Linked DNA regions of Homo sapiens: region 2 is linked to region 1. A link is a loop called in an ENCODE intact Hi-C map of the cell type or tissue named here. Cell type or tissue: sigmoid colon. All regions are shown on one strand. Links, peaks and the distances in the headings refer to the core of each region. The heading gives the core; the rest is flanking DNA.

Region 1 (15,303 bases), core at 4,117-9,116:
GCACGATTTTTTAACCTGTTTTTTTTAAAAAAAAAGCTGGCAGGGCATGGTGGTTCACACCTGTAATCCCAGCACTTTGGGAGGCCAAGGCAGGCAGATCACTAGGTCAGGAGTTCGAGACCAGACTGGCCAAAATGGTGAAACCCTGTCTCTACTAAAAATACAAAAATTAGCCGGACATGGTAGCGGGCACTTGTAAACCCAGCTACCTGGGAGGCTGAGGCAGGAGAATTGCTTGAATCCAGGAGATGGAAGTTGCAGTGAGCTGAGATTGCACCATTGCACTCCAGCCTGAGCAACAGAGCAAGACTCCATCTCAAAAATAAAAAGAAAGAAAGAAAAGAAACAACAGGGCACTCCATCTTGTGGAAAGATGGAATAAACTCACTTTTCCCTAAGCATAACTAAAAAGCCTGGGCACTGGGTATTAAGCACAGTAAGAAGACTCTGAAGGTAGAAAGAAGGCAGACTGTATAGAGACTTTGGGCCCCCACTGAATGGCTCAATGGTGAGTTCTTTGGGGCATCTTCCCCTTGCCTCATATATATCTCAGACAGGGAGATGGAGAAGCCAATGACCTGGAGATGCCAGTGGGCACAGACAAAAAAAAAAAAAAAAGCAAGAAGAGCCAACTCTCTTATGACCCTTGTGACAAAGTGTAGTCAACCATATGCAGAAATCAGTGTCATTCATTGCAAGAAGAACAGAAAAACAAGTTCATTACTATGGTAATAATCTGGTTTCTGTGCTTAATGTCAAATAACAAGTTGCTATTGCTAGGTTGATATTGTTCTGAATATTGAGGAAATGTGAAATCTCTTTATACTTTTATAATAAGATTTCCTATTGTTAATCTATAACTAGTCCAGCAGAGCTTTAATTTCCTCCTAATAGGACATTTAAACATTTACCAGGTTATGGAGAGTTCAAAAATCAGGTTTTCAATCAGCAATTCCTAATTCAACTTCTGCTCTCTACAGGCTAACACACACTAATGAGGAACATTGCTTCTTTACAAACCAGAACAGCAACATGCAGAGTAATCAGTTTAGCCCTGCACCCTCCAGCCAGAATGCCTCCAACTGGCTCGCTACAGATGCACCTGGCTGGATGTTAAATTGTTGAAGGAAGAAGCCATTGGTTGGAAACTCTGTGTTGGCTTTATAGTGGAGCAGCAGAGTGAAAAAATTAATAAATACATAAAAACCAAAAACAGAACTGGGAAACAGTTTTGGTGCCAGCCAGTCTGGCTGAGAAGAACCAGCCTCCACTTGATCATGCCTGCTGCCATGCCTACCTTCCTTTGGTCTCTGACCTCTCCAGCAACATGCACGGAAGGGCACCTGCTCTATGGGGCATGGCATTGACCTTCTTCCTCTCACTCAATCATCCCAGCCAGCCTATAAAGTAGGTAGAGCGACAGCTTCACTTTGCAGGTGAAGAAACTGAGGCACAGACACCTTAAGTAATGTGCCATAGGACACCAGTGTTTTACTGGCACCAAAGCCTATTCTCTCAACTGCTGGGCAACACTATCTATGTTTCAACTCTTCTTTTTTTTAATTGACTCTCACATCTCTCCATGCTGACCGTTGGCCTAATCCCCATGTATAATTCAGTAAAGGTAAATGTTCTACAAGGAGCCAAACACTGTGTTTAAAATATACGCTTCCCAATTTTGTTTAATCCAAGTTTGAAATGTAGTCTTCTTAGAAGAAAGAGACTTTCATGCAATCCTCCATGAGTGTAAACTTTGTGTTCATAGCAGAACATTTGATGAGAATCAGATCAAAGGTGTTTCTGGCTGTATCCTGAGTACAGTATTCTACATACAGTATTCTGTTTTGCTGGTTGGGAGCAGATTAATCATCTAGGAGAGGTTGAGTTGACAGAAATGGACAGATCGCAGGATGGAGAGCCTGCCCTTCCCAGCTCCGCAGGCCAGGGGGAAACCCCTGACACGTGGGGGCTAGGCAGAATGACTTACTGAACAAACACACCATGAGCTGAGTGCCCAGCCAACCAGATAAAAACATCCTTCACCAGGAAATTGAGGTATCAGGCCTCAGTGGCTTTTCAGGGTGTGGATTCCTTTAAGGGCAACCTTGTTCTCAAGAGTTCATTGTTTTGGTTCCTGCTAAACTCCCTGAAGGTAGTTTGCAGATAACCCCAGAAATGGGCAGGAGGGCCTGCCAGCAGCATGGGGCAGGCTTGTTTCTTTCTGAGGAGCCCAGGCCCCATGCCCTTCAGCATCACTCAAGACCACAAGGTCCCCACTCCCTGATGGAATAGCCACCCCCACCTGGCCTGGCCAGCTCCTGGCCACTCCTTTACTGCTGTCTAAATCTCAGAGTCCATCAGTGTGGAACATGTCAGATTCAGAGTTGCTCAGATATTTCCCCAGAGCTTGTATAGCACCAGGACCACCCATTGTCTGCCCTCATCATCCCAACTTGGCAACCTACCCCGCCCTTCTTACATTTCCCTCATTGGTCCTTGCACATTTCAGCTTTGCAGCCAGGCTCAGCCATTTAACCTTATTTCTGGGAATTTCAGAGTGAGCACTGGGTAGGCCTGGAACCTAAATCCCATGGCTTCCATAGGCAAACGTGTCTCTTTTGTCTGTCACCAGATCAAAGAAAGGGGGAAAGGGAAGGGTTTGGTTGGAGGTGGGGGAACAGTATTCTTTCATTCATAGGCAGAGACTGGCTTGTGTAAAAGTTTCAGGTTACATGAAATCTAAGCAGTATTGAAAGAATCCTGATGACTTCATCTCCAAATGCCTTGAATAGCCTTCCTCAACATCCTGCTGGGGCCACCCTGGGGTCGGGGACTTGCAGGCTTTTTAAACACATGGGCTTTGCCAGCTGCACAGGGTTTAGGGGACTGTTTGCAGCTTGGATGTATGTAGCTCTTTGTCGAGGGAGGCAGACCATTTCTAACCATACCTGGCCCTGCACCCTCCCAGGCTGTTCCACCTGCTTCAGGCCCTTTCCCTGCTCCTGACTCCCAGAGCAACGTCACGCCACACCTCAGGGGCCAACTCGAAGGCCGCACACCGGGCACACACCTTCCCCAACGCTGCTGCTCTGAGCTGGCACAGGGGCGTCCCCACATCCTGCCAGTGGCCCTTTAGGCCTTGCCTTGTAGGAATTGCAGGAGGCCTCAGACAATCGCCCCAGGATGACAGAGCCCTTGAGAACAGTGTCAGCGTCAGACTTGCCCTGTATCCTCCTCATGCATGGCCAGTGGGAGACTCCAGTAGACACCGGAGGGGTGGACTCAGGAAAGCATGAACGAATGGCCGAAGGATGACAAAGTCTCACTCCTCTAGGGGTATGGCAATTTCCACACAGCTTTCACACCCAGTATGCCAGCGGTTCCCAACCATTTTGGCACCTGGAACCAGTTTCCTGGAAGATAATTCTTCCATAGACTGGCAGTGGCGGCAGGGGAGATGATTTCAGGATGAAACAGTTTCACCTCAGATTATCAGGCATTAGTTAGATTCTTAGAAGGAGCATGTAGGCCAGGCGTGGTGGCTCACGCCTGTAATCCCAGCACTTTGGGAGGCCGAGGCGGGCGGATCACGAGGTCGGGAGATCGAGACCATCCTGGCTTACACGGTGAAACCCCGTCTCTACTAAAAATACAAAAAATTAGCCAGGAGTGGTGGCGGGTTCCTGTAGTCCCAGCTACTTGGGAGGCTGAGGCAGGAGAATGGCATGAACCCGGGAGGCAGAGTTTGCAGTGAGCCAAGATAGCGCCACTGCACACTCCAGCCTGGGTGACAGAGCAAGACTCCGTCTCAAAAAAAAAAAAAAAAAAAAAAGAAGGAGCATGCAACCTAGATCCCTCATATGTGCAGTTCACAATAGGGTTGGAACTCCTATGAGAATCTAATGGTGCCGCTGATCTGATGGGAGGCGGAGCTCTGGCGGTCATGCTTGTTCGCCTGCAGTTCACCCCCTGCTGTGCGGCCCAGTTCTTAACAGGCCATGGACCGGTACCAGCCCGCAGCCCAGGGGCTGGGGACCCCTGCATGAGGCCATCTCCAGGGTCACACAGACAGTGCCATTCATACTCGCTTATGGCTCCAACCAGAACCCATGGTGCATGAGACCCATGTCATGGAGAATAATGGAGTGACTTGAAATCAGGACTTCCATCTTGTACCTGGGAGGGCACAGAGGTGACCACAGAAGTAGCAGAAGTCAAGTCCACCCCTTGGGGCAAATGCAAACCAGCCATTGGGCTAAGAAGGTAGACGGCCATGTGTAATCCCCCTGAAATGTCACCCAGTACTCATTTCCATCTATGCGCAACTTCTGTGTTCCCAGCACAGAATAAGTAAAAAGTGGGGGAAATTAAAAATTAAATGTGGAGTTAGGAGGTCTTGGCTTCTGTGTCTCCAGCCATTGAATAGGAGAGCAGTAACGGAGTAGAAGATGATGGTTTGGAGGCAGAACCCCATGGGCTGGATGGCGGCCACAGGATGGGTTTGAAGCATAACAGGAGGTAACCACATCAACTCATTCAATCCTTTGGGGTCATCTTCAGGTCCAACTGCCAGGTGCTATGGGCTGAACTGTGTCCCTCCAAAACTCATACACTGAAGTCCAACCTCCTGGGCCCTCAGATGTGGCTGTATTTGGAGATAGGGTTTCAAAGAAGTAATTAAAGTAAAATGGGATGATTAGAGTAGGCCCTCATCCAATATGACCTGTGTCCTTATAAGAAGAGGAGATTAGGACAGAGACACACAGAGGGAGGACCATGTGGGGACGCAGGGGGAGGACCGTCATCTGGAAGCCCAGGAGAGAGGCTTCAGGGGATTCCAGCCTGACAACATCTTGATCTTTGATTTCCAGCCTTTAGGGCTGTGAGAGAGAAATGTCTGTTGTTTAAGCCACCCAGTCTGTGCTATTTTATTACAGCAGCCTGAGGTAACCGAGACATGAGGGTCAACCTTATTAACGCTTTGAAACTGAGGAAACCGAGGCTGTGAAAAGACTGAACTGGGATGGTTCCCAGATGTGTCTGGCTCCTCAGCGTCTCCTCTTCCCACCACACCACAACCACGGGAAGAGGGCACAGCACCCTTTTTCCCTGTCCCAGGTAGAAAGTCCAGAAGATAGTGAGCAGGTCTTAGGCCAAGAGGAGGTACTCAGAGCCGAGCTGAAGCCCCTCGGCAGAACTGTGTGGAGCCAAAGGAGAGTGAGGACAGCATGGCCGGAGGAGCCCAGCACACAGGCCTCCAGAGGGGGACAGGCCAACGTGAGGACAGACGCTGCTCATGGAGACTGGCCCACAGCCTGGGTGAAGGGTATCAGGGGCACAGAGTGATTCACCAAGAGCTGGAGGTAACTGGAGGGGCTGGGGAAGCACAGGTTTGGGGAACCAAGTCCAGAGAAAGAGAAAAAGCGCTAGTCTCAACAGGGAGAGAAAGTGTCCCAGGTGTGTAAGGAATGTGACAGCCTCTGTCAGCGAAGTCTGGGGTTGCTGAGCACTGGACTTGTCTGATCTGACATCAGAGTCAAAGCACCAGATGTGCTCCCCAGGAGGTTCTTCCCCCGCAGAAGCACAGACTCCCTACAGACGAAGACCCCCTCGGGCTGGCCAACTTGCGGCCGAGACCTTCCCAGGAGACTCTGACCAGTGGCCAGGGAAAAGGAGAGTTGGGGAGCAAGCAGCCCCATCACAGCCTTTCTGGAAGCAGTACCCCGTGAGAAGGGGCTCGGGGGGACACCTGTCGGCCAGGTAGAGAAGCGCAACAGGGCCATCCTGTTCTGCCCCTTGCTTCCTGCCTCCATGAAGGCCCAAAAACCCATATCTGTGTGTAAATAGGTCATGGGGTGGGGGTGGAACTGCCACTTACTCAGCACTGTCCTATGCCAGGACTGAGCATTCATTCATTCATCATCTCAATCAACACTGAGAGCCTCCTCCATGCCAGTCACTGGGAATACAGTGGGAAGCAAAAACAGGGCCCTGGCCCTACTGAGTTGGGATTCAGTGCTGCACACTTTCACACGAGTCAGAGACATTTCATCCTCACATCATCTCTGTAGAGTGGGCAGCATTAACTCGAAATTAGTAAAGAGATTCAGAGCGTTGGGCACCTTATCCATAGACACAGCATGGTGCAGGCCCCGAGGGTTCTCAACTAAAGGCCGTTTTGCCCACAAAGGGACATTTGGCAATGTGGAAGACATTTTTGGTGTCATAAGTGGATGGTGCCACTGGCATCTGGTGGGTAGAGGCCAAGGATGCTGCTAAACATCCTACGATTCCCAGGACAGGCTCCGTAGCAAAGATTTCTCCAGCTCCAAAGGTCAACAGCACTGAGATGAGGAGACACAGCTGCAGACCTCACTGGAGCTCACTCACCTCCAGTTCTGCTCACGGAGGCCCAGGATCTCCACACCCCAAGACCCTCGCAGGGGGATTGGCTTGTGGCTGCTCTGGATAAAAGGCATGAGAGGAAGTGCGTGTGTCACTTCTGGGCAGAAGTGTAAACATGCGGGTGACAGACCTCCATGGACGTTCCCCCACCATGAAGGTGAAGGTCGCTTTCTCTGGAGCTGGCCAAGCTTGGAGACAGGAGCAGCCTGCAGGGCTCGATTTCTGTACAAGGGACAGCTGCCCTGTGAAGTCACGGGCCCACAGAAGATTTTGCATATGTGAGAAATAAACAAGGACAATGTGAAACCACTGAGATTTAGTAGATGTTTCGTTACCACGGCAGAGCCCAGTCTAACCTGACAAATACACACGCTGGTGAGGACTCATGCCAACATTCAAGGCCAAGCTTCAGCCTCAGCCTCCTCACCTGCCAAAGGCATGTTGTGAGGGTCCAGTGAGATAAAGCATGTGGAGCACTCAGGATGGGAAGACAAGCCTCAAAGCCCAGGCCCTGGGCATGCTGCAGGCAGGTGGCCAGTGTCCTGGCCATCATCACCATCTGCATGCGGGGGAAGAAAGAGAGTGTGAGCTCACAGACAAGAAGGAGGCCAGGTTGTGAGACGGCCAGGCTGGGCCCTGGAGGCGTGGGAAGAAAGCAGCTTCCCCAGCCCTGCGCTGGCCCTGAGCCCTGAGTGCACGTGAAGAATGAGGTCAATCAGCCAGCATCTTCATCTTCCTGCAATGCTGCATGAATGAAAGAAATGAATTTCAAATGACTTGGACCAGTATCTAATTATTATGATTTATTAACACCAAGTACATAAAGCAGCCCCTGGACATGACATTCCCCATTCCCCCCGTGAGTCTGGGAGCCTGGCGAGCCTCCTGCTGCACCCTGAGCAATTCTTTTCATTATCAGCATTATTATTATTTATAGCAGCCCAGCCACCAGGAAGCAGGGCAATCACCAATCTCCATAAAGTTCGCAGCAAGTTCAAGGATCGGCCAGGAGGCCTTGAGGGCAGCTATGAAAATCAGAAAACAGCTTGGCAGCTGGGGAAAGGGGACCCCAGTGGCCTGAACGTCTCCAGAAGTTTTGGCCTGTCTGATCTAAGAGGCTCACTGACAGAAAGGTGAGCTGGTACAACTTCTGCACCTTCTCTTTCTTAAAAAAAAAATGTGGTAAAATACACTTAACATAAAATTTACCATTTTAACCATTGTAAGCGTACAATACAGTTCAGTGATATCTAAACACATTCACGTTATTGTGCAATCATCACCACGCTTCATCTCCAGAATGTTTTCGTTGTGCAAAATTGAAAGTCTGTCCCCATTCGACACAAACTCTCCATTCTGCGTCCCTCTAGCCCCTGGCAGCCACCACGCTACTTTCTGTCTCTATGAATTTGACCACTCTACATCTGTCACATGAATTTAGCTATTCTAGGTCCCTATTCTGGGTTCCTTAAATATCATGCAGTATCTGTCCTTTTGTGCCTGGCTATTTCCTATTTCCTGTAGCAGAATGTCCTCAAAGTTCATCCGTGTCATAGCATGTGACAGAATTCCCTTTCTTTTCAAAGGTGAATAACACTCCATTGTATGCATATACTACATTTTGCTTATCTATTCATCTGCTGGAGGACATTTGGGCTGTTTCTCCTTTGGCTACTGTGGATAATGCTGCCATGAACACAGGTATGCAAGTATCTGCTTGAGTCCCTGATTTCAATTCTTTTGCATGTATATCCAGCATGGACTCACAAGATCATATGGTAATTCTAGTTTTCATATTTTGAGAAGCTTCCATACTGTTTTCCACAGTGGACACACTATTTCATGTTCCCTGCCCCCCAACACAAGGGCTCCAATCTCTCACCACTTCTACGCCTTACTATTAGGACCTTTCGGTGATCACTATGACTGCTGGAATTCGCCATTATGGAGTACTTAACAGTGTACCCAGAACTTCCACATTCTCTCCAACTCCAAAGGTTGAGGGCGATGCTAAGCTCGTAGGAGCTTTGGAATACAATCATAGTAACACTTTCTCAGATTCAAGAAGCCGCATGTGTTCTCTAAACTTCATTCTGAATGGAGGTTGGTCAACAATGCTACATGAAGACAACATGTAATGCTTAATCACAGAGGAAGATGTGCAAATGTAAATGCTGTCATACTTGTCTATATAATAAACAGAAACCATACTCTCATCAGACACATTTCTTTGCTCAGCATATTACCTTCTCCTTCTCCCTCTGGGTTGGAAGTCACTGGCAGGATTTGAAGAGACGAATCCTGAAGAGATGTAAGGTATCTTGGTTAACTGGTGGGTTTTGGAAGCAGTGCAATCCAGCCCTGTGCCCCTAGGTGAGGCACCTTTTCCCTCAGAGATGGTTCGTCATGTGTAAATTGCGGCTGGTGACAGGATTTAATAGTCACAATAGTCGTCACTTACCAGGTGCTCCCTGGGTTTCAGGCACTTATTTTTAAAATTGAGAAAATTCACGTGTAATAAAATTTACCATTGTAAAGTGTACAATTCAGTGGCTTTTTAAAGCGTGTTTATAAACCATCATCATGATTTAATTCCAGAACATTTTCATCACCCTAGAAGAAACCCTGTACCCATTAGCAGTAATCCTGCACCCAATTCATCACCTACCCCCACCTCCTGGCAATGACAAATTAACCTACTTTCTGTCATTATGAATTTTCTTATTCTGGACACTTAATATAAATTGAATCATATTAAACATGGTCTTTTGGATCTGGCTTCATTCACCTAACATAAAGTTCTCAAGGTTTACCCACCTTGCAGCACGTGTCAATACTCCATTCCTCTTTACGGCTGAATAATATTTTATTGCACCTATATGCCACATTTTGTTGATCCAGTCATCTGCTGATGGACATGTGAGCTGTTTCCACCTTTTGGCTATTATGAATAATGCTACTAAAAACTCTCATATGCAAATTATTGTGTAAACATTTTGTTTGTTTGGTTTTTGTTTTTTGGTTTTTTGAGGCAGAGTCTTGCTCTGTCACCCAGGCTGGAGTGCAGTGGCGTGATCTCGGCTCACCACAAGCTCCACCTCCCGGGTTCACACCATTCTCCTGCCTCAGCCTCCTGAGTAGCTGGGACTACAGGCGCTCGCCACCACGCCCGGCTAATTTTTTTGTATTTTTAGTAGAGACGGGGTTTCACCTTGTTAGCCAGGATGGTCTCGATCTCCTGACCCCGTGATCCGCCCGCCTCAGCCTCCCAAAGTGCTGGGATTACAGGCATGAGCCACCACGCCCGGTCTGTGTGAACATGTTTTTAATTCACTTGGGTATATAACCTAGGGGCAGAGTTGTTAGGCTGTAGGGTAATTATATGCTTAACTTCCAGACTGTTTCCACAGTGGTTATACAATTTTACATTCCCACCAGCCTTGTAGGAGTGCTCCAATTTCTCTTCTTCCTCACTGACACTTATTGTTGTCTGTCATTCTGATTACAGCCATCCTGTGAATGTGAAATGGTATTTCATTGTGGTACTGATTTAATTCTCTTAAAGACTAGGGATGTTGAGTATCTTTTCGTGTGTTTAGTGGCCATTTGTGTATCTTATTTGGAGGCATGTCTATTCAGTTTGTATATTTTTAATTAGGTTATTCGTCCTTTTATTGTTGAGTTGTATGAGTTCTTTTTATATTCTGAATACTGAAATTATCTATTATTCTTTGGTTGTTTGTGCTTTTGGTGTCATATCTGAGAAACCACTGTTAAATCCAAGGTCAGGAAGATTCAGTCCTATGTTTTGTTGTAAGAGATTTATAGCTTTAGCTCTTACGTGTAGGTCATTGATCCATTTTTGAGTAGATTTTTGTATATGGTGTGAGGTTTGAGTCTAGCTTCACTGTTTTGCATGTGGATTTCAGTTGTCCTAGAGCCATTTGTTGAGAAAAAAAGAGTTGTCTTTGTGCTCTAATTTAAAATCAACTTCCCATAGATATACAGATTTATTTCTGGCCCAGACACTGTTCTAATTGCTTTTGCCTTGTAGAGTAATTGTGATGATTAAATAAAGGGAGAGAAAATATTTTGCCCACTTCAATACTTATCCCCTACACATATGACAAACTGTGAATAGTTGCAAGGATTTTTTTCACTTTTACAAAGCTTGATATTTGTTTTGTTTTGTTTTGTTTTTGTTTTTTAATATGGAGTCTCGCCCTGTCGCCCAGGCTGGAGTGCAATGGAGCAATCTCCTCTCACTGCAATCTCCGCCTCTTGGGTTCAAGCGATTCTCCTGCCTCAGCCTCCCGAGTAGCTGGGATTACAGGTGCACGCCACCATGCCTGGCTAATTTTTGGTATCTTTAGTAGAGACCGGGTCTCACCATGTTAACCAGGCTGGTCTCAAACTCCTGACATCATGATCCACCTGCCTCAGCCTCCCAAAGTGCTGGGATTACAGGCATGAGCCACTGCACCAAACCCCGATATTTCTTACTTTCTATTTTAATTCGGAATAATATTTGGCATTCTTCCAGGATGGATTTTAATGGCTTATGTATTAGGAATCATCAATAGACAATAAATTTATTTATTAAGTGCTATTAGGTCATTAGGTTAAAAAAATAAATAGGGCCAGGAGCGGTGGCTCACGTCTGTAATCCCAGCACTTTGGGAGGCCGAGGCAGGCAGATCATCTGAGGTCAGGAGTTCAAGACCAGCCTGGCCAACATGGCGAAACCCCGGCTCTACTAAAAATACAAAAATTAGCCGGACTTCGTGTCAGGTGCCTGTAATCCCAGTTACTTATGAGGCTGAGGCAGGAGAATCGTTTGAACTCGGGAGGCAGAGGTTGCAGTGAGCCCAGATCGCACCATTGCACTCCAGCAAGAGAGAAACTCCATCTCAAAAAAATAAATAAATAAAAATTTAAAAATATATAAATAAATAGACCTTTAACAAGTTAAATGTAAATAATTTAGTCCAACTAAATTATTAATGGATAAAGATCCCATCAAAAAAGAGACGCTTTACTTTTTCCACACAGAGTAATGATTGGAATTCTCTCCCCTTTTTCGGGTTAGACATCTGAGACATGAAAATTAAAGGACAGGCCTAGATCCAGCTGGAGAGCCGGGCACCAAGTCAGAGCCCTTTGCACCAAGTCCAGGGTCCTTGTGTTTCATGCATGCAAGCCCTGCCTTCTTGTTTACAGATGGGAAGCCCAGCGAGTCCTTCTTTAGCAGGGGTGACAATGTTGTACATTAATCTGTAACACCAGGGACATTAGGCCCCCATGTATGATTGTTAGGCAGAGACAAAATAGGTGGGGTCTCCCTAACAGAGCATGCTGAGGAAAGGACTTAGGCATGGGATGAGAGGAGGTGCCAATGGTTTCTTAGTTGAACATATGATCAAGCACTTTCCAGAAGTATATGTTGACATGTAACCTGCCCTGCCCCACGCAGGGCCTTCATGGGTCAAAATGGCTACCCGCGGGTCACAACCAATGACCTCTGGTTACTTCACAATTGTCATGTGCCTACTTGGGTTGGGGTGGGGGTGTCGCACTGTGGTGGTCCACAAAAAATGAATGGAAAAGATTAGGCCTTTCTGTAGCAAAGGAAGCTTACTTTAAGTAAAGACTGAGATTGCATCTGCTGTGATCATATTGGATGTTGGTCTGCATGGCTGGAAGGAAAGAAACCTGAAAGAGAAACTATGCAAATGACAACCATCCAAGACCACAGCATCTCCCCCACAGTCAATCCTTGTGTTCAAAGGACAGTTGTGTTTTCAGCACCCAATGGAACTTCCTCAAATTGCCGAGAAAGTTTTGATGGTTATTGCTGCTGTTTTATGAGGATTTATTCAATATTTCCTACATGTGATACTTACTAATTATATATTCAATATCTCCTACAAACCATACTTACGAATTATTTCTAATTCTTGCAAGAACTCTAGAGTTTAGGTATTATTTCTCATTTTACAGTTGAGAGAACTGAGACTCAGAGAAGGCGTGCCAGTGTCACTGAGATTTTAGGAGATAGGACAGAAACAGAACCTGTCTATCAAAGCACAGATGTTTTCACCCTCCGTACTGTGGGTGCTTACCTCATATTTTGACTAAAATGTTTTATTTGGTTTATTTAGCTTCTGAAATTTGTATTCCTCACACCTGTCTTTATGTGCCTGGGGGGGAAATCTTAAGCATTGGAACCAACATCCCAGTGATCAGAGAGCAGAAAGAATTCATGGCTTCCTCCCCAGTGGCCCAGGTAGGGCTGACCCGGAACTCTGCTCAGAGCATGGATGTCTCAGTTGCTCTGTGTGCAGCTGCCTTGTGTGGAGTGAGCTGATCAGGAGGAATTTCTTCAGGGGAATATAAAACTCTTTGCAATCAGGATTTTCAGGGCTAGCTTCAGGCTCCTGACTTCTGAGTAACTAGGTCAAGGCTATTTCAAAATTAGCAGAATGGTACTCATCTTCACTATTGGTATCTAACACTGACCTAGAAATAGCAAGTGATTCAGTACGATAAGAAGATGAAAGAAAAATACTGGAAGTGAGGGGGTAAACTATTAGTTTATTACTTCCAGATAAACTAATTAAAATTATTACAAACTAATTATTTAAAACTAATTTAAAATATCTACACAAAATCTTAAGAGATGCTGGGCGCAGTGGCTCACGCCTGTAATCCCCGCATTTTGGGAGGCCTAGGCAGGTGGATCACGAGGTCAGGAGATTGAGACCATCCTGGCTAACACAGTAAAACCCTGTCTCTACTAAAAATACAAAAAAATTAGCCAAGCGTGGTGGCGGGCGCTTGTAGTCTCAGCTACTCGGGAGGCTGAGGCAGGAGCACGGCGTGAAACCGGGAGGTAGAGCTTGCAATGACCTGAGATCATGTCACTACACTCCAGCCTGGGCAACAGAGCGAGACTCCATCTCAAAAAAAAAAAAAAAAATCAAGAGAATCAAGTAAAGCTTAATTGATGAAATAAGAGAATTCAGAGTGTGGTCGGTTATAATATAAATATTTAGAAATCAAAAGCTTTTTCAATATTAGCAAGAGAATATCATTTTTAATAAGTATTCTACTCACAACAGCAAAAAAAATCTGAAATATCTAGGATTAAATTTAAGATTTACAGAAGGCTATAAAGAGAATAACTTGATGAATAGAGTGATATCATAATTCAGGATTCAAAGCTCAGTACCACAAAAGAGGCCAGGTAGTAAATATTTTTCAGCTTTAGGAGCCACATGGCCTCTGTTCCAGCTGCTCGATTCTGCTGTGATTGTGTGAAAACAAAACATAAACGAGCCACCAAACGTGGCTGTGTTTTAATAAAACTTTATTCACTAAAACAGCCGGAAGGCCAGTTTGGCCTGTGGGACATAGTTTGCCAACCCCTACTACAGGTGATTGTCTTCTTCCTCAAGCATAAAATACTACAAGGAGAATTATGCTGCTTCTAAAGTGTTCCCTCTTTTGAAATATTTCCTTAGGATAGACTCTTAGAATTTTGATTCCTGGCCAGGCGCGGTGCCTCACGCCTGTAATCTCAGCACTTTGGGAGGCCGAGGAGGGCGGATCACAAGGTCAGGAGATCGAGATCATCCTGGCTAACACGGTGAAACTCTGTCTCTACTAAAAATACAAAAAAAAAAAATTAGCCAAGCGTGGTAGCGGGTGCCTGTAGTCCCAGCTACTCAGGAGGCTGAGGCAGGAGAATGACATGAACCCAGGAGGCGGAGCTTGCAGTGAGCTGAGATCCCGCCACTGCACTCCAGCTTGGGTGACAGAGCGAGACTCCGTCTCAAAAAAAAAAAAAAGAATTTTGATTCCTGGGCCAGGGAAAATAAAATATAGTTTGGGACAGATATTGCCACATGCATTCTAAAATGCCTCCTACAAATTGCAGTGTGAGCAACTCATGAGGATAACTACTTCACACTACCACCAGTATTAGATGAGTTATTTTAAGATTGTTAAATTAATCTTTTTAAGTGTTTCAAATAGAACTTCTGTGATCGCTGTTGACGGGGAAATTTTTTCTTTCTTTTTGGATTTTTTGGAATTATCAGGTTACCTACTTTGTACCCGTACCCCTTGAAGTTGAAGTGGAAGCGTTTTTAAAATAAAACGTCCCATGGGCTATTGACAATATACGATGTATCATCTACTTTGGGGCTCCTAAACCTCAAATATTTTAGTTCTTGTGCATTTAAAGATGACCTTTTTATGTTTACTTTAAGGAATTTCCTTTGAAGGTTTTAATTTAGCCAAGATAGTTTGCAGTCAAGCTGCTATGAAGTGTAGGGACATAATTGAAGTCAGGGTTTCCCAAGCAATGTCTCCTGGCAATTTTCAAGGCACTTTATAGATATTTTAGAATACAGCTCTTTCCAGCCCTTCTCACATTCTTTCCTTAGTCCTCCATTTGGAAGGTCCTGCTCCCAGGAGAGGTCAACTTGAAGCGCCGAGAAGCAGCAGAGAGCGCGGGGGGCTGAGTATGCGCGCAGTGCTTGTCGCCTAATGCGTTTATGGCTTTTATGCTTATGAAGACAACTGTGATGCCTCAAGCTCAATTTTCAATGTAATTACCTGCATGTGATATTGACGTGAATCCCTAGGTGATAGGTTACAGATATTCCTATTTCATTTCTGACTTGTTGGTGTCAAATGAATGGACCCGTGAACGGGACTGTCATGGGAAAAAGTGACTCAAAGATAGTATTTAGCTGCCCCAAATAGCTCACTTAAAAAAAAAAAAACGCAAGCAGATTTTAAAATTTTAGGACTATTGCAGTGAAATCTTACCTGTTAAGAGCCCATGGAAAGATCACCTTCCTGAAGAGCTGATGGACTGCTGTTGTAAAT
Region 2 (15,303 bases), core at 6,887-11,886, 98 kb after region 1:
GAGGGCCTCTCAGCCCCAACCTTATGTCCCCTCCCAGGCCCCCATCCTGCCCCAGCCCCACATGGCTGCCTTCAGCCTGTTCTTCCTAAAATATTCATCTGATTGAAGCACTGCCCCCACCTCAAACACTCTGATGGCTGGACATCACCCAGGGTGCCAAATTCTGAGCCTCCACTGCCCCACGCACAGTGTGCAGCCCTGCAGCCTTCCCAGGTTCCTCTCCCACCCACCCCCTGACACCCTGGACTGACTCCCCTTACAGGAAGGCCTCCCCTGCTTCATTTTCTTCCCTACCCAAAGAGACTGCAGACATAAAAGCTCCCCCACCTTCCAGCCCAGGAGGATTCCAGTCACTTCTTCCTCATCAGGTTCCATCCCTGACCAGATGGTTATCACACTGTGTTATTTATCTATCATCTGTGTCCCCACCGAGCTCAAGCTTGCAATCCCTAAAGGTCAGAGGTTGCATCTTCAACCAGCACCCGGCACACAGCAGGTGTGCAAAAGATGCCTGCAGGAAGGCGAGCTAGTTAAGGGCCTGCTCAGCTGCCCCGAGCCAGTGCCTGGTGGCCGAACCAGCTCCAAGCTGGTTCTTGCCCATCGCACATGCCGGTGTCCCTCATTCCACATTTCCCCTTCACTGCGGGACATTTCAGCATGCTGAGTCTCCTCAGACACTAGCACAAGGGGGCAGGTGCTTACTGAAAGTCCAGCCCGGGTGCATATGTGGCCTATGTGTGCAGTGATGCACCACTTCATGGCGGGGATACGTTCTGAGATTTTGTCATTGTGCGGTCATGGAGTGCACTTACACAAACCGAGGTGGTGGAGCCTCCTACTCACCTAGGCTACACCGGACAGCAGATTGCTCCTAGGCTACAAGCCTGTCCAACGTGTTCTGGTACTGTATACTATAGGCAATTGTAACATAGTGTAAGTATTTGTGTATCTGGACCTATCTAAGCATAGAAAAAGTACAGTAAAGTTACAGTATACAAAAGATAAAAAAAAAATGGTCCACCTGGATAGGGCATTGTCAGGAATGAAGCTTGTAGGACTGAAGGCTGCTCTGGGTGAGGCAGTGAGTGAGTGGTGAGTGAATGTGAAGGTCTAAGACATTACTGTACACCTTTGTAAACTCTATAAACACTGCACTTAGTCTACAATACATTTAATTTTATTTATTTATTTTGAGATGGAGTCTCGCTCTGTTACTCAGGCTGGAGTGCAGTGGCGCAATCTCGGCTCACTGCAACCTCCACCTCCCTGGCTCAAGCAATTCTCCCACCTCAGCCTCCCAAGTAGCTGGGATTACAGGTGTGTGCCACCACACTGGGCTACTTTTTGTATTTTTAGTAGAGATGGATTTTTGCCATATTGGCCAGGCTGGTCTTGAACTCCTGACCTCTGACGATCCACCCGCTTCAGCCTCCCAAAGTGCTGGGATTACAGGCGTGAGCCACTGTACCTGGCCTAAATTTATTTTTAAATTTTCTTTCTTCAATTATAAATTAAACTTAGCTTCCTGTAACTTTTTTACTTTATAAACTTTTACATTTTTTAGCTTTTTGACTTTTTAAAATAACATCTGGCTTAAAATGCAAACACAATTTATAGCTGTACAAAAATATTTTCTCTTTTTAATATCCTTATTAAATAAGCTTTTTTCTATTTTTAAAGTCTTATTTTTAAATTTTCACATTTTTTGTTAAAAATTAACACACAGACACACTAGCCTAGGCATACACAAGGTGAGAACCATCAATATCACTGTCTTCCACCTCCACATCTCATCCCATCAGGAGGTCTTTAGGGCCAATAACATGCATGGAGCTCTCACCTGTGATAACAATGCCTTCTTCTGGATGCTTCCTGAAGGGCCTGCCTGGGGCTGTTTTACAGTTAACTTCTTTTTTATAAGCAAAAGTAAACTCTAAAATAACAATAAAAAGTATAATAGGCCGGGGCCTGGTGGCTCACTCCTGTAATCCCAGCACTTTGGGAGGCCGAGGGGGTGGATCTCCTGAGGTGGGGAGTTCGAGACCAGCCTGACCAACATGGATAAACCCCCATCTCCACTAAAAATAAAAAATTAATTGGGTGTGGTGGCGCACGCCTATAATCTCAGCTACTAGAGAGGCTGAGGCAGGAGAATCACTTGAACCCGGGAAGGGGAGGTTGCAGTGAGCCGAGATCATGCCATTGCACTCCATCCTGGGCAACAAGAGCAAAAAAAAAAAAAAAAATCCATCTCAAAAAAAGAAAAAAATATATATATATACACACACACAAACGTATACACACACACACACACACACACATATATATATATATGCCGGCCGCAGTGGCTCACATCTATAATCCCAGCACTTTGGAAGGCTGAGGCAGGTGGATCACTTAAGCTCATGAGTTCAAGACCAGCCTGTGCAACATGGCAAAACCCCGTCGCCACAAAAAATACGAAAGTTAGCCATGGCACCCGCCTGTAATTCCAGCTACTCAGGAGGCTGAGGTGGGAGGATGGCTTAAGCCTGGGAGGCAGAGGTTGCAGTGAGCTGAGATTACACCACTGCACTCCAGCCAGGGTGACAGAGCCAAACCTTGTGTCAAAAAACAAACAAACAAACAAAAAACATATAATACATAAACCAGTAACAGTCATTTATTATCACTATCACGTATTATGGGCTGTACATAATCGTGTGTGCTATACTTTTATGCAACTGGCCATGCAGGTTTGTTCACATCAGCAACCCCACAAACACCTGAGTAATGCAGTGTGCTACAATGTTACAGTAACTACTCTTCATGGGTGATAGTGTGTCCGGAATTGGTGGATTCTTGGTTTCACTGACTTCAAGAATGAAGTCGCGGACCCTCGCAGTGAGTGTTACAGCTCTTAAGGTGGCGCGTCTGGAGTTTGTTCCTTCTGATGTTCGGAGTTTCTTCCTTCTGGTGGGTTAGTGGTCTCGCTGGCTCAGGAGTGAAGCTGCAGACCTTCGCGGTGAGTGTTACAGCTCTTAAGGCGGCACGTCTGGAGTTGTTCGTTCTTCCCGGTGGGCTCGTGGGCTCGCTGGCTTCAGGAATGAAGCTACAGATTTTCGCGGTGAGTGTTACAGCTCATAAGAGCAGTGTGGACCCAAAAAGTGAGCAGCAGCAAGATTTATTGCAAAGAGCGAAAGAACAAACTTTCCACAGTGTGGAAGGAGACCCCAGTGGGTTGCCACTGCTGGCTCCGGCAGCCTGCTTTTATTCTCTTATCTGGCCCCACCCACATCCTGCTGATTGGTAGAGCCAAGTGGTCTGTTTTGACAGGGTGCTGATTGGTGCGTTTACAATCCCTGAGCTAGATATAAAGGTTCTCCACGTCCCTATCAGATTAGTTAGATACAGAGTATCCACGCAAAGGTTCTCTAAGGCCCCACCAGAGCAGCTAGATACAGAGTGTCGATTGGTGCACTCACAAACCTTGAGCTAGACACAGGGTGCTGATTGGTGTGTTTACAAACCTTGAGCTAGATACAGAGTACCGATCGGTGTATTTACAATCCCTGAGCTAGACATAAAAGTTCTCCAAGGCCCCACCAGACTCAGGAGTCCAGCTGGCTTCACCCAGTGGATCCCGCACCGGGGCTGCAGGTGGAGCTGCCTGCCAGTCCCGGTGCCTTGCGCCCGCACTCTTCAGCCCTTAGGCGGTCGATGGGACTGGGCGCCATGGAGCAGGGGGTGGCGCTCGTCGGGGAGGCTCCGGCTGCACAGGAATCCACGGAGGAGGGGGAAGGCTCAGGCATGGTGGGCTGCAGTCCCGAGGCCTGCCCCGCGGGAAGGCAGCTAAGGCCTGGCGAGAAATCGAGTGCAGCTCTGGTGGGCTGGCACTGCTGGGGGACCCAGTACACCCTCCGCAGCCGCTGGCCCGGGTGCTAAGTCCCTCATTGCCCGGGGCCAGCAGGGCCGGCCGGCTGCTCCGGGTGCGGGGCCCGCCAAGCCCACGCCCACCCGGAACTCCAGCTGGCCAGCAAGCGCTGCACGCAGCCCCGGTTCCCGCTCGCGCCTCTCCCTCCACACCTCCCTGCAAGCTGAGGGAGTGGGCTCCAGCCTTGGCCAGCCCAGAAAGGGGCTCCCACAGTGCAGTGGTGGGCTGAAGGGCTCCTCAAATGCTGCCAAAGTGGGAGCCCAGGCAGAGGAGGTGCCAAGAGTAAGCGAGGGCTCTGAGGACTACCAGCACACTGTCACCTCTCAATAGGAGTTTTTCAGCTCCATTATATTATGGGACCACCATTATTGATGCAGTCCATCATTGACTGAAAAGTCATTATGCAGCACGTGACTCTGTATTTATGGGATTTTTTCATGTAGAGTAGGGTATCAGTTATACATTGCCTCATGACGGTTAAGTGTCCCTGTCACTTAGGAGCTGAAAGCAACCAAATGTATTATTTGGTTTCAGTGGGGCAGAAACTCAGACCAGGCTTAGCTGGGTGGTTCCAGCTCAGATTCTCTCCAGGGGTTGCAGTCAGGCTGTGGGCTGGCACTGACTTCTCTAAAGCCTCAACTGGGGCTGGAGAATTGCTTCCAAGTTTGAAACTGACCCAATAGTCCCATAGACAGTTTTTCGGATAAACATAGAAATTCACCCTTCTGGCTTGAAATTTACATTTGTTTTACTTGAGTTCCTTCCTCAGGAAACTAACTTCAGGCCTCTCAAGAAAAGTACCAAAGAACTGAAACTCACCAGATCACCGCATTCAGACAATGAGATGCTGCCCCCTCATTCATCATGATTGCTTCCGTGCCCCTCCCTAGTTGCTGTTTTCTTACACATTGTTTCATTTCTTCCCTGCTATACAAATCCCTCGTTTTAGTAGGTCAGCAAGATGGATTTGAGACTGAGCTCCCATCTCCTCGGTTGCAGCACCTGATTAAATCCTTCCTTGGCAATACTTGTCATCTCAGTGATGAGCTTTCCATGCGGTGAGCAGAAGGACCTGGACCAAACCCCTGGTGTTTTGGTAACAAGTTCATTCAGTCATGCAGCTCTTGACTGGAAGCCTCATTTCCTTGCTGCATGGGTCTCTCCGCAGAGCTGCTCATGGTGTGGCATGTGGCTTCCCTAAGAGTCAGCTATCCAAGGGAAAGAGCAGTCAAGATGGAAACCACAATGCCTTCTTTGGACCTAGTCCTCAAAGTCACACACCTCCACCTCAGCCAGATTCCATTCTTTACAAGTATCGCCAAACACAGCCCGGACTCAGGCAAGGGGAATCAGCTTCCAACCTTTAATGAGGGAATAACAAAGAAGTCATGGGCCTGGCCGGGCACGGTGGCTCACGCCTGTAATCCCAGCACTTTGGGAGGCCAAGGCGGGAGGATCACGAGGTCAGGAGATGGAGACCATCCTGGTTAACATGGTGAAACCCCGTCCCTACTAAAAATACAAAAAAATTAGCCAGGCGTGGTGGCAGGCGCCTGTAGTGCCAGCTACTCAGGAGGCTGAGGCAGGAGAATGGCATGAACCTGGGAGGCGGAGCTTGCAGTGAGCCGAGATCGAGCCACTGTACCCCAGCCTGGGCTACAGAGCGAGACTCCATCTCAAAAAAAAAAAAAAAAAAAAGTCATGGACCTACATTTAAGTCCACCACAACTAATTTTTCAGAAAAAAAAGAGACTGTATATGGAGTGAAATAATGACCTCATACCTTAAACTTACCAAGCTCTTGCTATATTTCATGGATTTCAAAGACACACTATTTTTTCACATTTGAACACCTCTAAAATTAGGAGGCGTTTTTCCAATAGCACAGTCTAGTTTCAGTGAAATGCAGTATTGTGTGTGGGCCTCGTGCCCTGCATTATTGCATTTAATTATTACAGCACTCATAAAATGTGGATATTAATGTGGCCATATTGAATGTGGGGCCCTGGGTGTTTGCTGAAGAGAGTAGGCAACTTGCCCATGTCCCTTACCTGGAGCAGAATAGAGCAAGGATTCAAATCCATGGGGCCCTCGGTCTTAACACTGTGCTGTCATGACTCAGTGGAGCGTAAAGAGGAATTGTATTTTGAAGGCTTCCTTTCAATCACTGCTTCCTATCTTGCTTTTCCACCCTCCCTTTTGCACCTCTGGCAATGTTTAGGTGTATTCCATTAGCTTTCTAGCCACTTTCAGCTATTCAAATGTTGATCTCAAATTCAGTGAAATCTTTCCTCTGTCTCTATGCAGATGACTGGTGGCTTGAAGAATGGTGAGGGGTCAGGGTAAAGGGCAAGGACTGCGGCTCCATGCTTGCCTAGGGACCTTGGACTTGGGGGCACAGGGGCAGGCTGCGCTTTTGAAACCCCTCCTCCCCACCTATGTTCTAGATCCAGCTCTTCCAAGAAGGACGGATGAGGGCAAACATCACTTCTTCAAATACCTGGGTGTGTGGAAATCCTTTCTCTCTCTGCTCTCACTGCATCTCTGGGCAATATGCCTGGCAGTTGATTGTCTGTGCACAGCAGGAGTCCCAGCGCTATGTGTTTCTGCATCCTCCTGGCCCAATCCTGTTGCCTAGTGCAGCGCCCTTGGTCAGCAGGGCCTCAGTGAACCGAGATGGGAGGGGGCAAGTGTCTTTCAGCCCATGCCTCCCATTCCCACCCCGGTCCTCTCTCATTCTTCACCCCCTGAGGCCCAGAAGGGGTGGCCTCCCCTCCTTCCTTTGGGTTAGATCCTTCTCTGACCAGAGCAGAAACCCTGAGAGATTTGGAAAAGGAGAAAGGACCATTACCTCCAGCTGAAAGGAGTCAGGAAGCCCTCTTTCTGCACCAAGCCTCTTTCTCCTGACCGGGGTATCCAGCTCAGCCTGGAGACAAAGGCTGCCAGGCTGCAGGGGTCATGGGAAATTAAATGCCACAATTCAGTATTTGCAATTTGTGGACCCCTTTCAAATGTAGTCTGTGAAGATCTATGTATAATTGTCAATGAAACCCCTCAAGCTAATAAGACTTAGCACAAACTTTCCTGTTTGAACTTTAAGATGATGATTGCAAATACCAGTGAAGGTGAACAGTGAGAATTGTATCATCTTGCATGAGTTCCTATAAGTGCATATTCAAGTGGACCTTAAAAATACATAAGGGCCAGGGGTCGGGTGCGGTGGTTCATGCCTATAATCCCAGCACTTTGGGAAGCCAAGACGGGCAGATCATGAGGTCAAGAGATTGAGACCATCCTGGTGAAATCCCGTCTCCACTAAAAAAAAAAAAAAAAAATACAAAAATTAGCTGGATCTGGTGGTGCGCACCTGTAGTCCCAGCTACTCGGGAGGCTGAGGCAGGAGAATCACTTGAACCCAGGAGGAAGAGGTTGCAGTGAGCCGAGATCGCGCCACTGCACTCCAGCCTGGGCAACATGAGCAAAACTCTATCTCAAAAAAAAAAAAGTAAGGGCCATGATCTAAAACCTGAGCAAAGAAAATCTCCCCAAATCTACATACTTGTCTCTGGGTGGTGAGACAAGGGAGAACTCTTTTCTTTCTTCCTTCTCTTTGGGTATCCCAAATGGTCTATCATAAGCATGTTTATTTTTAAATGGGGAAAAACAGCAACTTATTGAAAATGAGTGCAAGAAAAAGCCCCCTGAAGCATTTATAGGGAGTTTCATTTTATCACCACAATGTGGGTTCCAGAGAAAAGCATCACTTCCTTATTTGGGAACTCTAGCTCAGTGCCTGGAAAATGGTGAGTGCTGGGAGGTGTGCTGCCTTTCCTCCCCTCCAGCCCCAGCCCCACTTTCTCACTCTGCACCACCTCATGCACCTGGCTGGCTTCTGGGTGCAGCAACTGCAAATTCAAAAGGTAGAGAGAAGTTCATTTCCTAGAGAATTTTGGACAATTGTGTCTGCATCCCTAGAAGGAACCAGCTGACAGTGGCCAAGGACTAAGCCATTGGGATAGTCCTAGCTTTAGGCTTCCCCAACTCCATTGCCCATTTGGCCTCACAGAGTCTCACTCTAGGGTCAAATCACCATGCCTCCAAAGTCTGGAGGCACTCAGTGGGGGAGGCATGAGACCATCAGCCAGGGGCCAGCCTATGTCACAGACCTGACTTTGGGGTCACCCTTTTCATCCTATGCTTCAGAGGAGCATTATATCTTCTCTAGATACCGGAGGAGGCTCTAATTAGTCTAAATGCTGAGGAACATAGAGTGTCAGAAACAGTGCCAAGGCCTCCCCTTCAGAAGAGCCTCAGGGCTCAGCTTGCTCAAAGCTGTACCATATATATATAATAAGTATGTATATTTCTGAATGCATATCTGTATGTATGGATGTACATATGTACACGCTCACATTTACATACATGCACACACATATATTAAATATATACATCATGGCCAGGCGCGGTGGCTCATGCCTGTAATCCCAGCACTTTGGGAGGCCGAGGCGGGAGGATCATGAGGTCAGGACATCGAGACCATCCTGGCTAACGCGGTGAAACCCTGTCTCTACTAAAAATACAAAAATTAGCTGGGCATGGTGGCGGGCGCCTGTAGTCCCAGCTACTTGGGAGGCTGAGGCAGGAGAATGGTGGGTGAACCCGGGAGGTGGAGCTTGCAGTGAGCCGAGATCACACCACCGCACTCCAGCTTGGGCGACAGAGCAAGACTCTGTTTCTAAAATATATATATATATAATGTACATCATGCACACTCATTTGCATATGCTCAGACATTCTAGAATGATGCCTGGCACAATCAGAGGTTATAACCTCAGAGAGGATGGACTGGGAATATGAGTACCAGAGAGGGGAAATTTTGTCTCTTACCTGATATCGATTTGGTAACATTTGAATTTTTGTGTGCATTCTCTTTTCACAACAAAAGAAAAATGAGTTAAACTTAGTCTCAGCGCTGAATGGAAAAGTGAATGAGAGGGGTGGCCGTGGCAGTCCTATGGAGCACATGTGCTTCACTCTCTTTCAGCGTCACTCAGGGGACAAGGCCGTACTCACATTCACAGAGGCTTGGGCAGCAATACGTTCATAGAAAGCTCTGATTAATGACTCAGTCTTTGCCCCAAAGGACTCATGAGCATTCCAAACACAAATGTAAACACTCGCTGATCTACTGCATGCTGGAAAACGCGGCTACTCTTAGCAGGGCCTTGTAGGCTCTAAGATCCTGCAGCGAGCCTGTGGAGCTCAGCCTAATGGCTAAATGAGATGAAGCAGCTGCTTTTGATTGTGAGAAATTCCCCAAGCCCAACTGCAACCATAGTGAATGGAGTTATTTTTGAAGTTCAAGCTGCGCTGGATCTTTTCAAACAGCCAAGAGCATGTTCGTGGCAGCCCTGTTTTCTTCCACGGCCTTTCACTCCCTGTTTCCTTCAGAAATTGAGCACTGAATGTTAATCTTCATGGATCTCTTCTTAGCCACTTCCTGACCTCATCTGTGGGGGAGCAAAAAAAGATGTTTTTAAAAACTCAAAGTTTGAGAGAAAGATCTAAGAGGGCCTGAGTCTAATGAATTCCCAATGCTGAAAAGAGTTAGCATAACATTCCTTCCATGTTAATATTTGGCAGCCTGCACAGTGTTTGGACTGGAAGATAAAGTAGGAGATAGAGAGAGAGGGAGAGAAGAAGAGAGAGAGGAAGGTTGGGGGGGAAGGGAGGGAAAGAAGGGGTGGTAGAGGAAGGGGGAGGAGGGAGAAAGAGAAAAATGGAAAGAGAGAAAGCTGGAGAGACAGAGGAAGGGAGAGAGGGAGGGAGGTGGGAGGGAATGGAGACAGGAAGGGAGGGAGAGAGAGAAGTGGAAGAGAGGAAGTGGGATGGGGAGAGATGGAAGGAGATACATGTAGAGAGGAAGGAAGGAAGTTAGAGAGGGACAACAGAACAACTAAAAGAAGACAGCATCTCTCCAGTTCAACTCAAGATGAACTCTTCAGACATCAGCACTGTTTGAGGGAAGGCCTTGCCTATGGAGCCCTCTGCCCCAATTGATACGGAAGTGCTGGGAAGGGAAGAGTGTGGTCCCTTTAAATGATACGGAAGGGGAAAGGGAAGTGCTGGGTATAGGAGGGCATGATCCCTGGTTAGGGCTCCACCCCCACAGACCTAGGTGAGGACAACCGCTCCTGCCTTTGCATGCAAATGTTGCATTTCCTGAGACCACCCTGGCCTGCCACGCCCCCATCCTGTGCCTATAAAAAACCCCAAGACCCTACCAGGCAGACACACAAGCCGCTGGATGTGGAGAGGAGCAGATCAGCAGAAGAAGACACAGGCGGCCGGATATTGAGAGAACGTCGAGGGAGCATGCCAGCAGAAGAGCACATCAACAGATGCCGACATGCTGGCCATCGACTGGCAGAATGAGGCGGAGTTTGGCTGGAGCAGTCAGAGGAGAGCTGGGGCGGCCAAGTGGCCTGACTGCAGGCAAAAACCATCTCCCTTCTGGCTCCCCCATCTGCTGAGGGCTACTTCTACTCAATAGAACCTTGCACTCATTCTCCAAGCCCACCCATGATCCAATTCTTCCGGTACACCAAGACAAGAAACCCCAGGATACAGAAAGCCCTCTGTCCGTGTGATAAGGAAGGGAGTCTAATTGAGCTGATTAACACAAGCCGCCTACGGACGGCTGAACTAAAAGAGCTCCCTGTAACACATGCCCACTGGGGCTTCAGGAGCTGTAAACATTGATCCCTAGAGGCTGCTGTGGGGTCGGAGCCCCGCAACCTGCCCATCTGTACACTCCCCTAGAGGTTTGAGCAGTGGGACACTGAAGCAGTGAACCACAACCCCATCACACACCCTGCGAGGGGGACAGGGAACCTTTTCTTCAATCTTCTTGATCCCACAACTTGCTGCGCCAGTAGGAAATAAATGTGTCCTTCCCTAGGGGGATTTACGGAGCTCTGGCCCCACCCTGTATGACCCTCTTTCAAGTCCTGCTTCTTGCCAGCCCTGGGCCTTGTTGGGTAACTGGCTGGGCTGCACCGAGGCCTGAGACAAGTTCTCCTACCATTACTGTTTGGCCCCACACCCTGGCTGGCTCCACTGTCCCCAAGGCTCTGTGACGCGGCCACCGGTGGCCTGTCTCACAGCCATCACTTCGTTCCTTGCTAAGATAACCCAGTTTTGTTCAGGAACTTGTGGTTCTGTGGCTCGGGGTGTGGGGCTCACTCAGCCCCTCGCGCGCTATGAACAAATAGAGGTAAGTCTGCTGTAGTGGCCTCTGGGGATATTTTCCTCACCTTGACTGTGTGATCAGGGACAGGACACATCTTCTATGGCCCCTGGCCATTGTTGTGAGGGTGGGAAGGCCAGAGCTGCTACAAGCTTCTCCATCACCATGAGAAGCCAGCCCAAGATGTTCAACAAGAACCACAGGAAGGACACCAGGTCCTGGAGCTGCTGCCCTCCTGGGCTCCTGTGTGATTCTCCCCATGCAGCAAGCAAGGTGCCTGATGTCCTCCTGCGTGCAGGCGAGTCTGTAGACCACCATGCGGGTGAATCTGCGGCTCAGTGCAAGTCAGTGGGAGCCCAGGAGGTGGACATGGACGTCAGCCTGGGGCAGGAGAAGGGAAGCTGCAGTCAAATGTCAACAGGAGGGGCCGGGCACCGTGGCTCACATCTGTAATCCCAGCACTTTGGGAGGCCAAGGTGGGTGGATCACTTGAGGTCAGGAGTTCCAGACCAGCCTGGTCAACATGGTGAAGCTGTCTCTACTAAAAATACAAAAACTGGCTGGGTGTGGTGGTGTATGCCTGTAGTCCCAGCTACTCGAGAAGCAGAGGTTGCAGTGAACAGGAGATTGTGCCACTGCACTCCAGCCTGGGCAGCAACAGAGTGAGACTCTGTCTCAAAAAAAAAAAGAAAATGTCAGTGGGAGACTAGAAGTTAGCTCAACACAGTGGAGTGGGAGGAAGCACATCCCAAGCTGGGGAAGGACGTGCCAGCAGGTAAAGATATGGGGGAGAGACAGGACTGTGCAGTGTTGTCAGGGCTGAAGCCAAGGGTGGGAGCATGGAGAGAGGAGGGCCTGGAAGTAGATGGGGTCCATGAGGAGGGTTCTTAGCATCCTTATCCCCCAACTTGGCCATGGGAGACCAGAAAAGTTGGTCAATTATCCAAAAGCAGTCATATTTAAGTCTTTAAAAGATGTTTACTTTAGGCTTTATTATTTGCTTTTGTTTATAAAGACAGACACATGCTCAGGAACTGGCTGAGATGATGCCTTCACACGGATGGATGGAATACCCACAAGGTAATCCTGGAGACATCTGCAGCTGGAATTATTGTAGCTTGGTGTACCCCAATATCTCCAGCTTTTTAAAAAACCTGAGACCTTTATCAGCTGCTTCAGATGAGCTTTGAGATATACAGAAAATTTCTCATTCAACAGAAATTTATTGTACTTAGCTTGTATGCTAGGCTTTGGGGATGCAAATGAATAACTAAGACTCAGACTTTTTCTTCCAGTGGTTTACTGTCTTTGTTCCTTCAGGCTGTTGTAACAAAATACCATAGCCTGGGTGGCTTATAGACAACAGAAATGTATTGCTCACAGTTCTGGAAGCTGGAAGTCCAAGATCAAGGTGCCAGCAGATTTGGTATCTGGTGAGGGCCTGCTTTCTGGTTCATAGATGGTACTTTCTTGCTCCATCCTCAGTGGTGGAAGGGCCAAGGGAGCTCTTTGGGGTCTCTTTTCTAAGGGCACTAATCCCATTCATGAGGCTCCATCCTCAAGACCTAATCACCTCCCAGAGGCCCCACCTCTTAATATCACTACTTTAGGAGTTAGGGTTTCAAAATGAATTTGGGGGCTGGGAAGGCACAAACATTCAGATGATTGTGAAATGGAAACAGTTCCCTTGTCCCCCTCGCAGGGCATGTGATGGAGGAGTGGCTTGCTTCTTCAGTGCCCCACTGCTCAGACCTCTATGGGAGCATACAGATGGGCAGGCTGTGGGGCTCCAACCCCACAGCAGCGCTTAGGGGTGAATGTTTACAGCTGAAGCCTCAGTGGGCATATGTCACAGAGAGCTCTTGTAGTTTAGCCATCCATAGGCGACTTGTGTTAGCTCAATTAGACCCTTGCCTTATTGCAAGGACAGAGAGCTTTCTGTATCTTGGGTTCTTGCCTTGGTGTACTGGAAGAATCGTGTCACATGTGGGCTTGGAGAATGAATGCAAGGTTTTCTTGAGTGAAAGTAGCTTTCAGCGGATGGGAGAGCCAGAAGGTGGATTGGTTTTCCCCTGGAGCCGGGTCACACGGCAGCCTGGGCTCTCCTCTGACCACCCCAGCCAAACTCCCTGTTGTTCTGCTGATCGGTGGCCTGCCAGTATGGCAGTGCCCGTCAGTGAGTTCCTCTGGAAGTCCAGCTGCCTATGTGTTCCTCTTGACGTCCAGCTGCTTGTGTGTCTGCCTGCTAGGGTCTCCGGATTTTTACAGGCACAGGATGGGGGCATGGCAGGCCAGGGTGGTCTTGGGAAATGCAACATTTGGGCAGGAAAACAAAAAATGCCTGTCCTCACCTAGGTCCATAGGCGCAGGCCTGGGAGTAGAGCCTTAGCCAGGAACCATGCCCTCCTCTACCCAGCACTTACCTTCCGTATCATTTAAAGGGACCACGCCCTTCCCTTCCCCACTTCCATCTCAATAGCAAGTACCATTTTGTGGTGCCAACAGGCTCATGGAACCCCATATCCCAGAGTTTTCCTGCCATACAAGTAAAGATACATAGGCATTTTTTAGTTTGTTCAGGCTGCTGTAACAAAATACGTTAGACTGGGTAATTTATGAACAACAGAAATGTTATTTCTTATAATTCTGGAGGCTGGAAAGTCCAAGATCAAGCCACCAGCAGATTCAGCATCTGATGAGGGCCCATTCTCTGCTTCAAAGATGGAGCCGCCTTGTTGTGACCTTGGATGACAGAACGGGCAGGTGGCTCTCTGGAGCCTCTTTTTTAAGGGCACTAATCCCATTCACGAGAGCACAGGAACAGAGCCCTTCTTTTTCTTTTCTTTTTTTTTTTTTTTGAGACGGAGTCTCGCTCTGTCGCCCAGGCTGGAGTGCAGTGGCGCGATCTCAGCTCACCGCAAGCTCCGCCTCCCGGGTTCATGCCATTCTCCTACCTCAGCCTCTCCAGTAGCTGGGACTACAGGTGCCTGCCACCACGCCCAGCCAATTTATTTGTATTTTTAGTAGAGACGGGGTTTCACTGTGTTACCCAGGATGGTCTCAATCTCCTGACGTCGTGATCTGCCCGCCTCGGACTCCCAAAGTGCTGGGATTACAGGCATGAGCCACCGCGCCCGGTCGAACAGAGCCCTTCTAACCTTATACCTTCCAAAGGCCCTGCTTCCTTTTACTATGACTTTACAATTAGGTTTCAGCATATGAACTGGGGAGGGGACAAATATTAGGCCCAGCAGATATGTAATAATAACTAGCTGCCATTTATTGAAGAATTCATATCCTCCATACTAGGTAAAACACTTTCCATAAATTACATCAATTCTTCCACTATCCCCGTGGCAGGTTGTGACTCCCCAAAGAGGGCTGCCGTGATGTATGTATCCCATTCACGTGCTCTCACACAGCGCTGTCCTCCCACAGAGGACCTCCCTTGCATCTAGAAAGCAGTCATGACCACTCTGACTAGTAGGAAATGGCCAACAGGCACCAGTAGATATTGTTCCATCAAGTTTAGCCTAAAGCTGCTACTTACATATTTTAAGTTTGGCCTAAAGGTTTATCTGTACATTATGTGAACTGGAGCCTAAATGGAGTTATATACAGACTGTAGCCTACTCTTGTGCTGTCACTGAGTTTTGGCCAATTGAAGGTTGCCTATTGGCCAGGCGCAGTGGCTCACACCTGTAATCCCAGCACTTTGGGAGGCCGAGGCGGGTGCATCACTTGAGGTCAGGAGTTCAAGACCAGCCTGACCAACATGGCAAAACCCCGTCTCTACTGAAAACACAAAAAATTAGCTGGGTGGGTGGCGGGCGCCTGTAATCCTAGCTACTGGGGAGGCCGAGGCAGGAGAATTGCTTGAAGCTGAGAGGCAGAGGTTGCAGTGAGCCAAGATTGCTCCATTGCACTCCAGCCTGGGTGATGGAGTGAGACTCCATTTCTAAAAAAAAGGTTGTCAACTATGCAAACCATGTTCAAATAAGGCAAACACCGAGCTGTCACCAATCCAGCTGTTTCTGTGCCTCACTTCTGTTTTCTGTATGTCACTTTCCTTTATATGTCCATAAATCTTCTACCATGTAGCTACACTGGAGTCTCTGACTCTGGAGGCTGCCTGATTTGC

What was found. Peaks named below come from ENCODE experiments on the same cell type or tissue, not always from the same donor. Only the 100,000 strongest peaks of a DNase experiment are listed, where the experiment ranks them.
Region 2: it touches region 1 in a loop (2.1-fold over the local background); 2 of 110 quality-filtered maps call a loop at or near these places.

What each region holds. Positions count from the first base shown.
Region 1 is chr7:47,712,266-47,727,568 of GRCh38, reverse strand. No RefSeq gene overlaps it. Among named protein-coding and RNA genes, the nearest start is that of LINC00525, 42 kb to the left of the region's middle. RefSeq lists enhancers at 2,651-3,582, 11,444-11,738, 12,291-12,370 and a silencer at 11,444-11,738. In sigmoid colon, for the core only: no CTCF peak of the experiment used is centred there; a DNase peak (open chromatin) is centred at 7,018.
Region 2 is chr7:47,617,232-47,632,534 of GRCh38, reverse strand. LINC01447 (long intergenic non-protein coding RNA 1447) reads right to left here and starts at 10,596. Exons shown (of 4, transcript NR_108090.1): 1 at 10,198-10,596; 2 at 8,801-9,423; 3 at 4,733-5,274; 4 at 2,642-3,838. RefSeq lists an enhancer at 6,015-6,554. In sigmoid colon, for the core only: no CTCF peak of the experiment used is centred there; DNase peaks (open chromatin) are centred at 9,264 and 10,322; H3K27ac peaks cover 1,175 bases.